Regions from separate parts of the Mus musculus genome. Here region 2 is linked to region 1. Evidence: chromatin contacts called from ENCODE Hi-C or POLR2A ChIA-PET data. All regions are on one chromosome and are shown on one strand. Each heading gives the region's core, a stretch centred on a gene start or an enhancer-like site at or near the end of the contact. The rest is flanking DNA. Distances are from core to core; before and after follow the strand shown. Region 1 holds the start of Wbp2 (WW domain binding protein 2). Region 2 holds the start of Acox1 (acyl-Coenzyme A oxidase 1, palmitoyl).

Region 1 (5,903 bases), core at 857-3,356:
GTGTGTGTATGTACTCAATTCTCTGGGAAGAGTTCACAACTTTTCTTTTTCTTTTTTCTTTTGGAGACAGGGTTTCTCTGTGTAGCTCTGGCTGTCCTGGAACTCACTCTGTAGACCAAGCTGGCCTTGAACGCACAGAGATCTGCCTGCCTCTGCCTCTTGAATGCTGGGACCAAAGGCATGCACCACCACCTCCCGGCAAGTTCACAGCTCTTATCTCTATCAGTGGTTTGTGAATTAAAGATTAATGTTTACAAGTTTAAATTCCAAAGTTTGAGCATCATACTTAAACTTCAATTATTGCTGACACATTTGTTTCAGAAGTGTGGCTCAAGTTATTCCTTAGAACCCTACTGGTAGCAATGAGCTATGAACCAGGTGCTGAGGCCCAGGAGGGTAGATACCACCTAGGTAAGACTCAGTTTAAGAGACAAAAAATTCCCAGTATGGTAGCACATGCCTTTAACCCCAGCACTCAGGAGGCAGAGGTAGGTGAATCTCTGTAAGTTCAAGGCCAGCCTGGACTACCTAGTGAGTCCTGGACAGCCAGGGCTCTATTACACAAAAAACACTGTCTTGGAAAAACAAACAAAAAGGAATCACTCCCAAATAATGAAACTAAAGAGCCCTGGTGAATTCCTTGCACTTAAAAGCCTGAGGTAGGAGGACTGCCTCAAATTCAAGGCCAACCTGGGCTACAGGAATGAAACCATACCTCAAAAACCAGAGAGACTGGTAGAAGTGGGGACAGTCATTAGATGGCATCAGAGTACTTGGCTCAGCCAAAGAACTGGACAAAGTATACCAGAAAACAATGTAAGGTTTCTCAGATTACAAGATAAAAAGGTTTGAGTTCGTATGGTTCCATTCAGCTGTCTCCTCCTGTCCCAAATATCCTTTCTTGGTGCAATAAAAGAGGGGCAGCTCAGGTTAAAGAAGTGGTCACCAGGCACATGTGCTGGCCAGCCCCTTCCCAAGACCTACGCACACGAGGTCAGCAGAACCTGGCCTTGTCACTGCCACCTTCTCCTCTGAGTCAGCTTCCCAGGTGACAAGTCCCAAGATGGGTGCCTGTCTACACTGGGTGTGGGCTCTGACCTCCATCATGTCTCTCTTGGCTCTCAAGTTAATCCAAGCCCGGATAGTGCAAGTCAGGAGAGTCAGAATTCCAAGGAACAAGAAACAAGAGGAACAGAGAAGCCCAGCAGTTCAAGGAGGGGAGAGAAAAAAAGAATCTTAAAGTTGGGAGACCTTTGTTCGGGGAACTGACACAAGCCATTAAGAATTCAAGAGAACCAGGCAAGAGACAAGCCTTTATAAGGGTCACCGGGTTAAGTAGTTGACAGACATTTAGTTCCACCACCTCTAGGGCCTCAGCCTTTCTTTTGGAACTTGAGAAGTTCTGGAATATACGAGAAAACTGTACAGGAGTAGTTAAGCCTATTGACTTTGGGGCCAAGTTACCTTCCTTCAATTCCCCTTCTGTTACTCACAGCACAATGGTCTAAGTTATTTTAACCTCATTAGGCGTCACTTGCCCTACCTGTAAAATGTGTCTAATAGTTTCTGCGGCACAGGATTATGTATTACCTAAGGTAGAGCTGACGCAGCATAGTAAAGACGTAGTGAACGCCTAATAAATAGCAACTATGTTTTAAGACTTCGTTTGGGAAGGGGTTCAAGAAATCACCCGTGGGCCTCACTCGGCTTCCCAAACAAACCCTGACACCATTCTCTGGCCCCACCCCCACCCATCACCCCAGCTGATCAGCACTCCGGCCCTCCCCAACGACCCACCCACTCCCTCCAGCCCCGCCTCCGGCCGTTACCACCCCTTTCTCCCTCTTTCCTCCCCCCCCACGCCCCCCCCCCCACAGCGCTCCATCAATTTCCTTCTCCACCATATCCCACCGCCCACCACACACAGTGGCCGACACCCGCCCTTCAAGTCTCCAGGATCCTTCCGCCGTGTTTTCACCTCTCAGTGTTGTTGACGATCACTCCGCCGCCCTCTGAGTGATTCTTGTTGAGCGCCATAGTCTCTCCCACTGGGGTCCCGAGACTCGCAACGCTCTGCGCTTGCGCTGGTCTTTGGCCCGCCTCTAGTGGCGTCGTTCGTATTACAGTCAGCCAATCATAGTTCCTGCGCGCAGGCTGACCAACCACCTGATCTGGACTGTCACGTGGGGAGAGTTTACTCCCGCTCTCCCTCCCCCAAGTTGCACCTGCATCACAAACAAGCAGCCAACTACAATTCCCAGCAGGCAGTGGTCCGGCAACCGCGGCCTCGCCCTGCGTTTAGTGACGAGTGCATTCTGGAATTTGTAGTCTTTTTTTATATTATAGGCCAGGCTAGAGATTATATTTACAAGACTACTTAAACATTTGTACGCCTCTCTCATCCTAGCTTCCTCATGTTAAGCAAACTCAATCGAAGAAATGTAACTTAAATTTGATGATCTGGTGTATGGTACATTTAAACATTACGTAACCAGCCGTCTTCATTTCCGCAACTGTCATGAGTAGTTCGCGCTTACATTTGGGTATTCATTGCAAACTTACAGAGCAGTGCGAGATGCAGTCCCTTCTACAGTGGACTGGCAAAGCCCGAAAAAAATAAAATACGCCACTTTAATCGACCCAGATCCAGATCCCGGACCCAGAGTCGGACTGTGAACTTCTGGGGACTGAGCGGTCCGCTCCCCACCCTCTTCCCCGCCCAGCACCTGCCGCCTGCCGCCTCGCGATGGCGCTGCTTCCTGCTCTGATCTAGCGGATCCCGCTGCAGAAGTTAAACAGCAGGGTTTAAACAGGACCTAGAATAATTGAGTGGACTGACAAAGCACATGACCAACCGCCAGGTAGGACTTTGAAAATACCACTGACTCGTTTCTGCTAGTGGGTGTCTCCCCACTGCGCTGTAGTGAATCTAAACTCCACCTCTGAGTTGTATCTTTCGCAGGGCTGTCGAGGGTTGGGAGAACTCTTCAGTTTCTGGGTGGCATCTTAGCGTACCTACCCTTAACCTTAAGACACCAGTGTTTGGTTTGAAGCAGACAGCATGGTGCCCTACATCCTGGAACATTGCCACAGATTTGAGGCCAGTTTGGGCTGCATAATGATTTCCAGACCAGCCTCAGCTGCAGAGTAAAACAGTTCTGGGAAATGGCAGGTACATTATTAACTCACAGTGCAAGAGACCCTTCTGTTCGCTTTGGGGTTGTTTGTCTGTTTGTTTGTTTGTTTGTTTGTTTGTTTGTTTTTCTAGGTGCACACTAATAAAAGTCAAATGGCTACAGATTTTTGTTTGTTTGGTTTTTGAGAAAGAGTCCTGAGATTACAGGTGTGTACCACCGAGCCTGGGTTTACAAAGTTATGATGATCAGTTGAGTCCAGTATTCATGCACATCACGAAAAGCACTGTTCTAAGCTGGACTATGTCCCTAGCCAGCCCAGCAGTTTTTAAAGAGCATAGTCCAAGATGGGTATTAGTAATGACGCAATCAGGGATCAGAGGTGAGAGGACGGCTGGGGGTTTGAGCCCTGGCTCCTTGTTTGTGTATTCAATTCCAAACCGTCCAGCGACTCTGTCCCACAAAGATAAAACAGCAACAAATCCAGTAAAAGAAAATCCATAGCCACATCTGGTGGCACACGCCTTTAGTCCCAGCACCCGAATCAGGTGTTCACAATGGACAATGGTCTGTAACTCCACTCCAGGCAGTCTGGTATCTTGTTCTGGCTTCTTTGGGTACCTACATTCACACACACACACACACACACACACACACACACACACACACACACACATACACACGCAAATAAGAAGAAGAAGAGAAAAAGAGGGAAATCCTTTCCCGGAACCTGAGGATCTTTCCTGACACTCAGAGTGTTGCTAACAGGACGGGTGCAGAGTTCATCTCAGGACCCGAGTCTCTGAGAGGGAACACGTTTCTAGGCTCTGATAACACCTCTCGGTGGTTGAGACTCACTGAAGTCACTGGTTTTTTTCCTCTTAACCTGATTGTTATGTTGGGCAGACAACTTACGAACAGCCTTGTTTGGGCCAGTTTCCAACCACTTGACTCCATAAAGCCAAAAGCCTGCTTCCTTGAGCGAATTGTTGGATTGGCCTGGCCAGACTGGTGTTTCCTGATCAACACTTCTGTTCTCTGTAGATAGGAATATTTACGGGTAGGTTAGCACAGGTATCTTTGCTTTATCTCAGCTTCCTCTTTTTTTAAGGATTTATTTATTTATTTATTTTATATGAGTACAGTGTAGCTGTCTTCATGCACACCAGAAGAGGGCATCAGATCCCATTACAGATGGTTATGAGCCACCATGTGGTTGTTAGGAATTGAATTTAGGAAGAGCAGTCAGTGCTCTTAACCGCTGAGACATCTCTCCAGCCCTCAACTTTTTTATTTTTTTATTTTTGTTTTTGTTTTTTTGTTTTTTTGTTTTTGTTTTTTTCGAGACAGGGTTTCTGTGTGTAGCCCCGGCTGTCCTGGAACTCACTCTGTAGACCAGGCTGGCCTCGAACTCAGAGATCTGCCTGCCTCTGCCTCCCAAGTGCTGGGATTAAAGGCGTGCGCCACCACGCCTGGCTTCCTCAACTTATTTCTTAAGAATGTTTTTAATTAGTTATTTTTCTTTTCTTTTCTTTTCTTTTCTTTTTTTTTTTTAACTTCCTTGTTTGTTTTGTTGGTTTGATTTTTTTGAGAGAAGGTTTCTCTGTGCTCTAGCTCATTCTGGAACTTGCCCTGGAACTCCTTCTGTAGACCAGGCAGGCCTCAAACTCGCAGAGATCCGACTGCCTCTGCCTCCAGGGTGCTGGGATTAAAGGCATGTGCCACCATGCCTGGCCTGCTTTTTTTCTGTTGTTTTGTTTTGTTTAGTTTGTTTGAGACAGGATCTTGTTATGTAGCCCTGGCCAGCCTGGAACTCACCTTCTAGACCAGGCTGGTCTTGAACTCACAAACATCTGTCTACCTCTGTTATGCCCCGATCCCGTGGGAAACCGAGGAGAGCTCAGGAAGTGGGCATGAGTCCGATGCAAGTGGGCATGAAAGTCTTGTTATTGAAATGAGTCTTGACTCGGATCTCAAACCCCTACAGAGTAGGTTCGGAGTGCAACCCCCAGCTCAGGTGTTTTAGCACTTACACACAGAGCAGTTAGAAATTCTTTGAATGCTTAGGGTGAAGGGGAGGGAAGGTGGGTCAGGTAAGTCATAACTCAGACAAGATACCATTTGGTGGGGTAGAATTGCAAGGCTGGGAGGGGGATTAAAGATTGTCCTTTGTGGAGCTATTAGGAACTAATTTTATGTCTAGCCATAACTATCTGTGATCTCTGATTACCTCTTTTCTAAGATTTAAGCGTTCATCCCTAACCTCTCTTCTTCAAGGATAGGCACCAACTGCACCTGGTTATCTAGGAGAGTGCTGGCCTTGGTGCCACAGAAAGTGAGTTTTTTTTTTTTTTTTAAAGATTTATTTATTTATGTATTATATGTAAGTACACTGTAGCTGTCCTTAGATACTCCAGAAGAGGGCATCAGATTTCGTTACGGGTGGTTATCAGCCACCATGTGGTTGCTGGGATTTGAACTCGGGACCTTCGGAAGAGCAGTCGGCGCTCTTAACCACTGAGCCATCTCACCAGCCCCCAGAAAGTGAGTTTTTGTCATTTGTCTCTGAGCAGCTAGGGAGGTGGAATGGACCCCCTCCCCAAGTTTGCTGCAAGGGGGAGGGGGAGCAGGGCTTCTGAGGGGCAATGCAGAGGCAAACTGCAGAAGCAAGCCTTACTGAGCTTGCTGTGGGGAAAAGCCTAGGGGAAGGGGGACTTCTGCAGGAGAGTGCAGAAGTAAGCTGTCTGTGCACCTCACCTCTGCCTCCTG
Region 2 (5,903 bases), core at 1,731-4,230, 110 kb after region 1:
AGTTCGAGGCCAGCCTGGTCTACAAAGTGAGTTCCAGGACAGCCAGGGCTATACAGAGAAACCCTGTCTCAAAAAATCTAAAAAAAAAAAAAAAAAAACCAGACTCTGAATGCATTGCATCTGTAACTCAAAGGAAAAAGAAGTAACCATTACCACATGAGGGCAGGACTTGTAATATTTATATTAGTTCTTGAAAACATATTCTTAATAACATTTAAGCTTTTCAAGCCAGCTAGGGTGGCTTACATCTGTAACCCCAGCAATAAAGAGGCTGGGGCAGAAAGAATATTTGGGGTTGGAGCCAGCCTGGACTACATAGTGACATAGAGATTAACCTATCTCAAAAGACAAAGCCAAACTTCAAAAGAAAACAGAAACAAAATTTTGTTGTTGTTGCTAAGGTGTCGCAGATTTCATCCAGGATCTGGAACATGCTAGGCAAAAGTGAGTGTTCTCCTGGTCTCAACTTTACAGATGGTTGTGAGCCACCATGTGGTTGCTAGGAATTGAACTTAGGACCTCGGGAAGAGCAGCCAGTGCTCTTAACAGATGACTGACCCCTGCTACTATTTATTTATTTATTTATTTATTTATTTATAAATGCTGGGGACTAAACCTAGTTAGCTGTGCATGGTAGGTAAGGGCTCTATACTGTCGAGGTGTATCTCCAGCCTCCCAGTTTTATCTTTATTAATGAACACGCTGACGAGTTCCTCTATTATGTAAAAACCCAACAGAAGTTTTAAAGGAAATAAAGGAGAAGCAGCAGAGCCACCGCAAGCAAAACACCTTGTGCGAGGATGACTTTGAGGCTAAAGGGGAAGGGGGACCTTTATATGTAATTTTTAAAAGTCCTTTTTAGTGACTTATTTATTCCATATGCATTGGTGTTTTGCCTGTATGTACGCCTATGTAGGGGTGTCAGATAACCTGGAACTGGAGTTACAATCAGTTGTGATGGTGCTGGGAATTGAACCTGGGTCCCCTGAAGATCAGACGGTGTTCTTAACCACTGAGCCATGTCTCCAGCCCCCTTATGTATAACAGAAAAGCAAAGTGCAACAGATGAGCGTCTGAGAAAAAGCGGCTTTCCTCAACCGCAGACTAAAGCGGGTTTTCCCGACCGGCCAGCCAGTAGGAAACGCCAGCATTCCATCCGACAATGCGACGTTCTTAGAATGTGGTTCTGAGAATATCGGATTCATTCTGAGGTCTGACAGGTTCTCCACGGACTCTCACACTTTCTATTACTTTATACTCAAACTACCCATTACATAAAAACAGAATCTGATAGTGTTCCAAAATAGTTCAATGTCTGGTCTTGCAATACAGTTCCTCAGAAAATCAGTAGGCGGATTTCGCCACCCCCTCTCTGTTTTGTCTTCAGTGCTGAGACTCAAACCCACAGCCTTGAGACACTAGGCAATCTGTGTTCCACTGCGCCACACCTTTGGTATCGGGAAGCTTTCTTACAAAGTGAAGGTTCACTTTGCACTTAAAGAACTTTCATAGGGATGTTTGGAACAAAAAGCTTTTTTATTATTTGCCTCTCTGTCTCCCCCATCCCCCCAGCGGGCTTCACTAGTGTTTGCCCGGCCTTCTGGCCCACCCTCTCCCACAGTTTCGCCATGTAACCCTGGCTGACGAACAGGAACTAGCTCTGCAGACCAGGCTGGTCTCAAAATCAGAGATCAGCCTGCCTCTGCCTCTGCCTCCTCCGAAGTGCTGAGATTAAAGGCATGGGTCACCGTGGCCCAGTTCAAAAGAACTTTATAAATTAAAGTTTCATCTTATTGTGTGTGGGGGTACAACAGCCACCTCTAGCAAATGGTCAGAGGACAATCTAAGGGAGGTGACTCTCTTTCTACAAATTGAAATTAGATGATTAGGCCAGGTAGCCACCTCACCATCCCTTAAAGTTTGTTAAAATTAAAAAAAAAAACAATTTTGGGCACAACCGTTCATTATTAGCATTTTTACAACTATGCTATGCTATCCTACTAAAAGATCTAGATGCAAAAGTAATATTATTTTTCACACATAAAATTGAATCATGAAGTATTCAATTTAAGCCTTTAAACGACATGCGCGGTAAGAAGACCTCCCCAGACTGCAGCTGTAGTTTGGGCATACACTAATGTGCTAAGATACACCTACTTTTTAAACCACATGATTTCTTCAGGGTCTGCGATGCCAAATTCCCTCATCTTCTTCACCATGGTGGCACTCTTCTTAACAGCCACCTCGTAACGCTGGCTTCGAGTGAGGAAGTTATAGTCCTCATGTTGGAAGTCTGGATCGTTCAGAATCAAGTTCTCTGAAAGAGGGTTAAATGACATCAAGAGAAACAGGTACTCACCCTCCCTGACTCCCATCAGATTAGAACAGAGGACGTTCCCCTCCTAATCCTGACACCGGACGCCCATCGAAGTAGGGGTCCCCGCTTCCCCTCAACTCCAGAGGCCCCAAATCCTCATTCACGGGGGTCTTTCGCCTGGTTCGGTATAAGAGGCCCGGCCCTCCAGGCTCACCGATTTCTCGACGGCGCCGGGTGTTCTCCGGACTACCATCCAAGATGTGCGTGATTAACTCTGGATTGAAGGTGGCGGCGGCCCGCTCCTTGCGCAGATCGGGATTCATGACGGAGACCAGTGCTGGGGGCAGAGGAGGTGGCGACAGAAGTGACAGGCACCAAAGCGATGACAACCTGTCTCCGCAGCTCAGGCGCCGACCAGGCCCTATGAGCGGAGCGAGACAGCCCTCGGCCCCGCCCCCTCGAGCCGTCCCCGCCCCGTCCCCGCCGCCACTCCTCACGTGACCGGCTGCAATCCCCGACGCTGGTACCGCCCGCCGGACGGACGAATCCCCTGCTGCGGGCCAGGGGAGGTCCCCGAGCGGCTCCTCGCCAAGGAAAGCAAGGTAAAAGGTCAAGGGACCGCAGTGGCACTGGAAAGGGAGTGGGGCTCTTCCCGGACCTCACGTCTCCAGGTTCACGTGATCTTTCCGGGAGGAAAAGAGCCCTGGAGACGCGCGCAACCGATTGGCCAGGGCCTTGAGGGGCGGGATTGCGCCTGCGCTGTGGGACTCACCTCCTTTCAGGCTAGGGCGGTGGGTGTGTGTGTGTGTGGGGGGGGGGTCCTCTCACCACAGTGTCCCCGGAAACCAGAAGGGAATGGGTGTCAAGGGTCTCGGGCGGGGTGAGGAGGCTAATAGAGGAAAGCTGTTGATTTTACTGGAACCCAAACAAATTGGAGCGAAAGGGTAACAGGACAAAGGTTACGTTCGGGAGACGGTTCATTGTCGTTGGCTAAAAATATTGCCGACTTGACTGACGTTAGAGACTTGGGATGCAAGGACCTGGTCCTGCGGAGCTTCCGGGTTTATGCACTGGGCCTGGATTTAAAGCGAGAGGGAACAGGTCCAGTTTCTCTACATTTTATAGCCCAAGTCTTTTCCCACCTAAACCGGCAGGGCAGGTCCTAGAAATTTTGAAATCTAGACTTTACTTTGCCATATCATTATCGTCATCGAAGATGTACCTACGCCTAAGAAGTTCTAGCGTAGGATTTATAACAAAGAGTTCCTGAGCCTCAAAGACAGCCAGTTTTCACCAGTTTGTTTTTTAATTCTTCCTTAAAAATTGCTAAGTAGTAGGCTGGAGATGTCGAGCATGCACTAAAGCCAAAATATAATCTCAAAGCACAGCATAAACTGGGCACCGTGGCACACACAGGCTTGCAACTTCAAGTGGAGGTCTGAGGATCACGAAGTCCAAGATCATTATCAGCTATATAGAATCGGACTGAAGGCAGCCTGGGCTGTGTAATGCCTTGTTTCAAAAAGCCTTTAAGTGCTAAGTAAAATGCACTCTTTCTTCATTTGATTTCATGCCACCAAAAAGAACTACGCCGGTAGTGGCGCACGCCTTTAATCCCAGCACTGGGGAGGCAGAGGCAGGTGGATTTCTGAGTTCGAGGCCAGCCTGGTCTACAAAGTGAGTTCCAGGACAGCCAGGGCTACACAGAGAAACCCTGTCTCGAAAAAAAAAAAAAAAAAAAAAAAAGAACTACATTTCTTCATTACCTCTCTAACTTGCCCTTGTAACAACATATGTAAGACCCTTTTACAGTAACGGTGCTGAGAATGGGTTAAACGAATGAAGGCTTTAGCCTGAATGCAAAGTTAATGGAGCCCCCAAAATTCAATATTTTAATGCACTTTCTTTTCTTTTTTCTTTTCTTTTCTTTTTTGTTTGTTTGTTTGTTTGTTTGTTTTGTTTGTTTTTCGAGACAGGGTTTCTCTGTATAGCCCTGGCTGTCCTGGAACTCACTTTGTAGACCAGGCTGGCCTCGAACTCAGAAATCTGCCTGCCTCTGCCTCCCGAGTGCTGGGATTAAAGGTGTGCGCCACCACGCCCGGCACACTTTTTTTTCTTGATGCAGGAGATAGACCTCTCAGCTACATCCTCAGCTCCACAAAATTTAAAAGTTTAAAAGGGAAAAGAAGAAAAATTCTGAGAAGTTAAATAAAGACTATATCATTGTTGTTGCTTGTACCTTTGGCTCTGGCTCCATATACCTGAGCAAGGTTCTGTTACTGAGGATATTTTCAAGGACACTTAGGCACTGATATCTTGTTTAGTTGGGTTCTTGTGAATTTTATTCCTCTTAGCAGAAGCTTGGATCCCAAATACAATTAACAAGTTATTGATGAGATAAAAACCAAGGCTATTGCTTACTGAGGTAAAGGGAAAAGACTACATGGCAAACCTTTGGCAGTATCTCAGAGAGGGAAAGGTATGGTCAGATTTATCAACAATTGGAAGTTTGACCTGGCCTGTTGGCATAGGCCTGGAACATCAGCTACTCAGGAGGCTGAGGCAGGAAGATCACAAGTTCAAGACCAGCCTGGGTTGTAGAGAACTGTTAGTTTGGTTTAAGGCAGCACTTTGAACCATGAGTTTTAATTATAGCTGCATAAGAATGGCAGTACAGGTTGGGTGGGGTGGAGATTCCTTCAGTCCTCCCACTCAGAGGCAGAGGCAGAGGCAGGTGGATCTCTATGAGTTCTGTGCCATCCTGGTCTACATAGTGAGTTCCAAGCCAGTCAAAGCTATGTATTGAGGCCCTGTCTCAAAATAATAACAACAACAGAAACCAGCAAAAACAACAAAAGAATCAGTACAAAATTGGAAATGGCAAGGTGAGGGGATTCAGATAGCCTCTGAGAGTGGACTGACAGTTAATATTGAAGCCATTAACCTGGGTGGACAGTCCAAGCAGAGCTAGCTCCGCCTGCTGATAAAGGCAGATGCTGGCAGATTAACATTCATGAGGGTAGTGAGGTATGGCATGAGCTCAGTGCCCAGCAAGCGTAGGATGGCTGTCTTGATTTTTATTCTCTTCATGGATGTTTATCCATTCATAGTTAATAATGCCCCAAAACTGGTAGGCATGGGCTGGAGAGATGGCTCAGTGGTTAAACACACTTGACTGCTCTTCCAGGGGACTTGGGTTCAGTTTCCAGCCCCTACATGACAGCTCACAACTGTCTGTAACTACAGGTCCAGGGGATCTGACACCCTCACACAGACATACATAGGCAAAATACCAATGCATGTAGAACAAGAATAAATTATTTAAAAAAACAAAAACCTGGTAGGCGCAAAGAACACAGTCATCAGAGAGCCCTGCCCTCATGGGGATGATAATGGGGTGAGCAGAGTCACACTGTTTGAAATCTGATTACTCAGTACACTGCAGTGAATGAGATAAATCAGTGTTGGGGTACAGGCTGGGCAGGGCAATAGATAGAGGAGAAAGACCCAGGGTCAGAGACATAAATATCTGATATAAAAGGGGATCTAGAAGAGGAGTCATGGAAGTCTGGAAAACAACAAGCTG

The links. A loop is a pair of places that touch in the nucleus more often than their neighbours do. ChIA-PET counts read pairs that join two places held with the same protein, here RNA polymerase II (POLR2A).
Region 2: a map of gastrocnemius shows a loop between it and region 1 (6-fold over the local background). The contact joins the promoter of Acox1 here to the promoter of Wbp2 in region 1. A Hi-C loop is called at or near these places in 1 of 37 maps with a recorded cell type or tissue (gastrocnemius). POLR2A ChIA-PET finds 5 or more read pairs at or near these places in 1 of 5 experiments (Patski).

Annotation. Positions count from the first base shown.
Region 1 is chr11:116,084,889-116,090,791 of GRCm38, forward strand. It overlaps Wbp2 (WW domain binding protein 2), which reads right to left and starts at 2,107. Exons shown (of 8, transcript NM_016852.3): 1 at 1,979-2,107. The coding sequence starts at 2,037.
Region 2 is chr11:116,196,065-116,201,967 of GRCm38, forward strand. It overlaps Acox1 (acyl-Coenzyme A oxidase 1, palmitoyl), which reads right to left and starts at 2,981. Exons shown (of 14, transcript NM_015729.3): 1 at 2,532-2,981; 2 at 2,158-2,317. The coding sequence starts at 2,640. It overlaps Ten1 (TEN1 telomerase capping complex subunit), which reads left to right and starts at 2,791. Exons shown (of 4, transcript NM_027107.1): 1 at 2,791-2,919.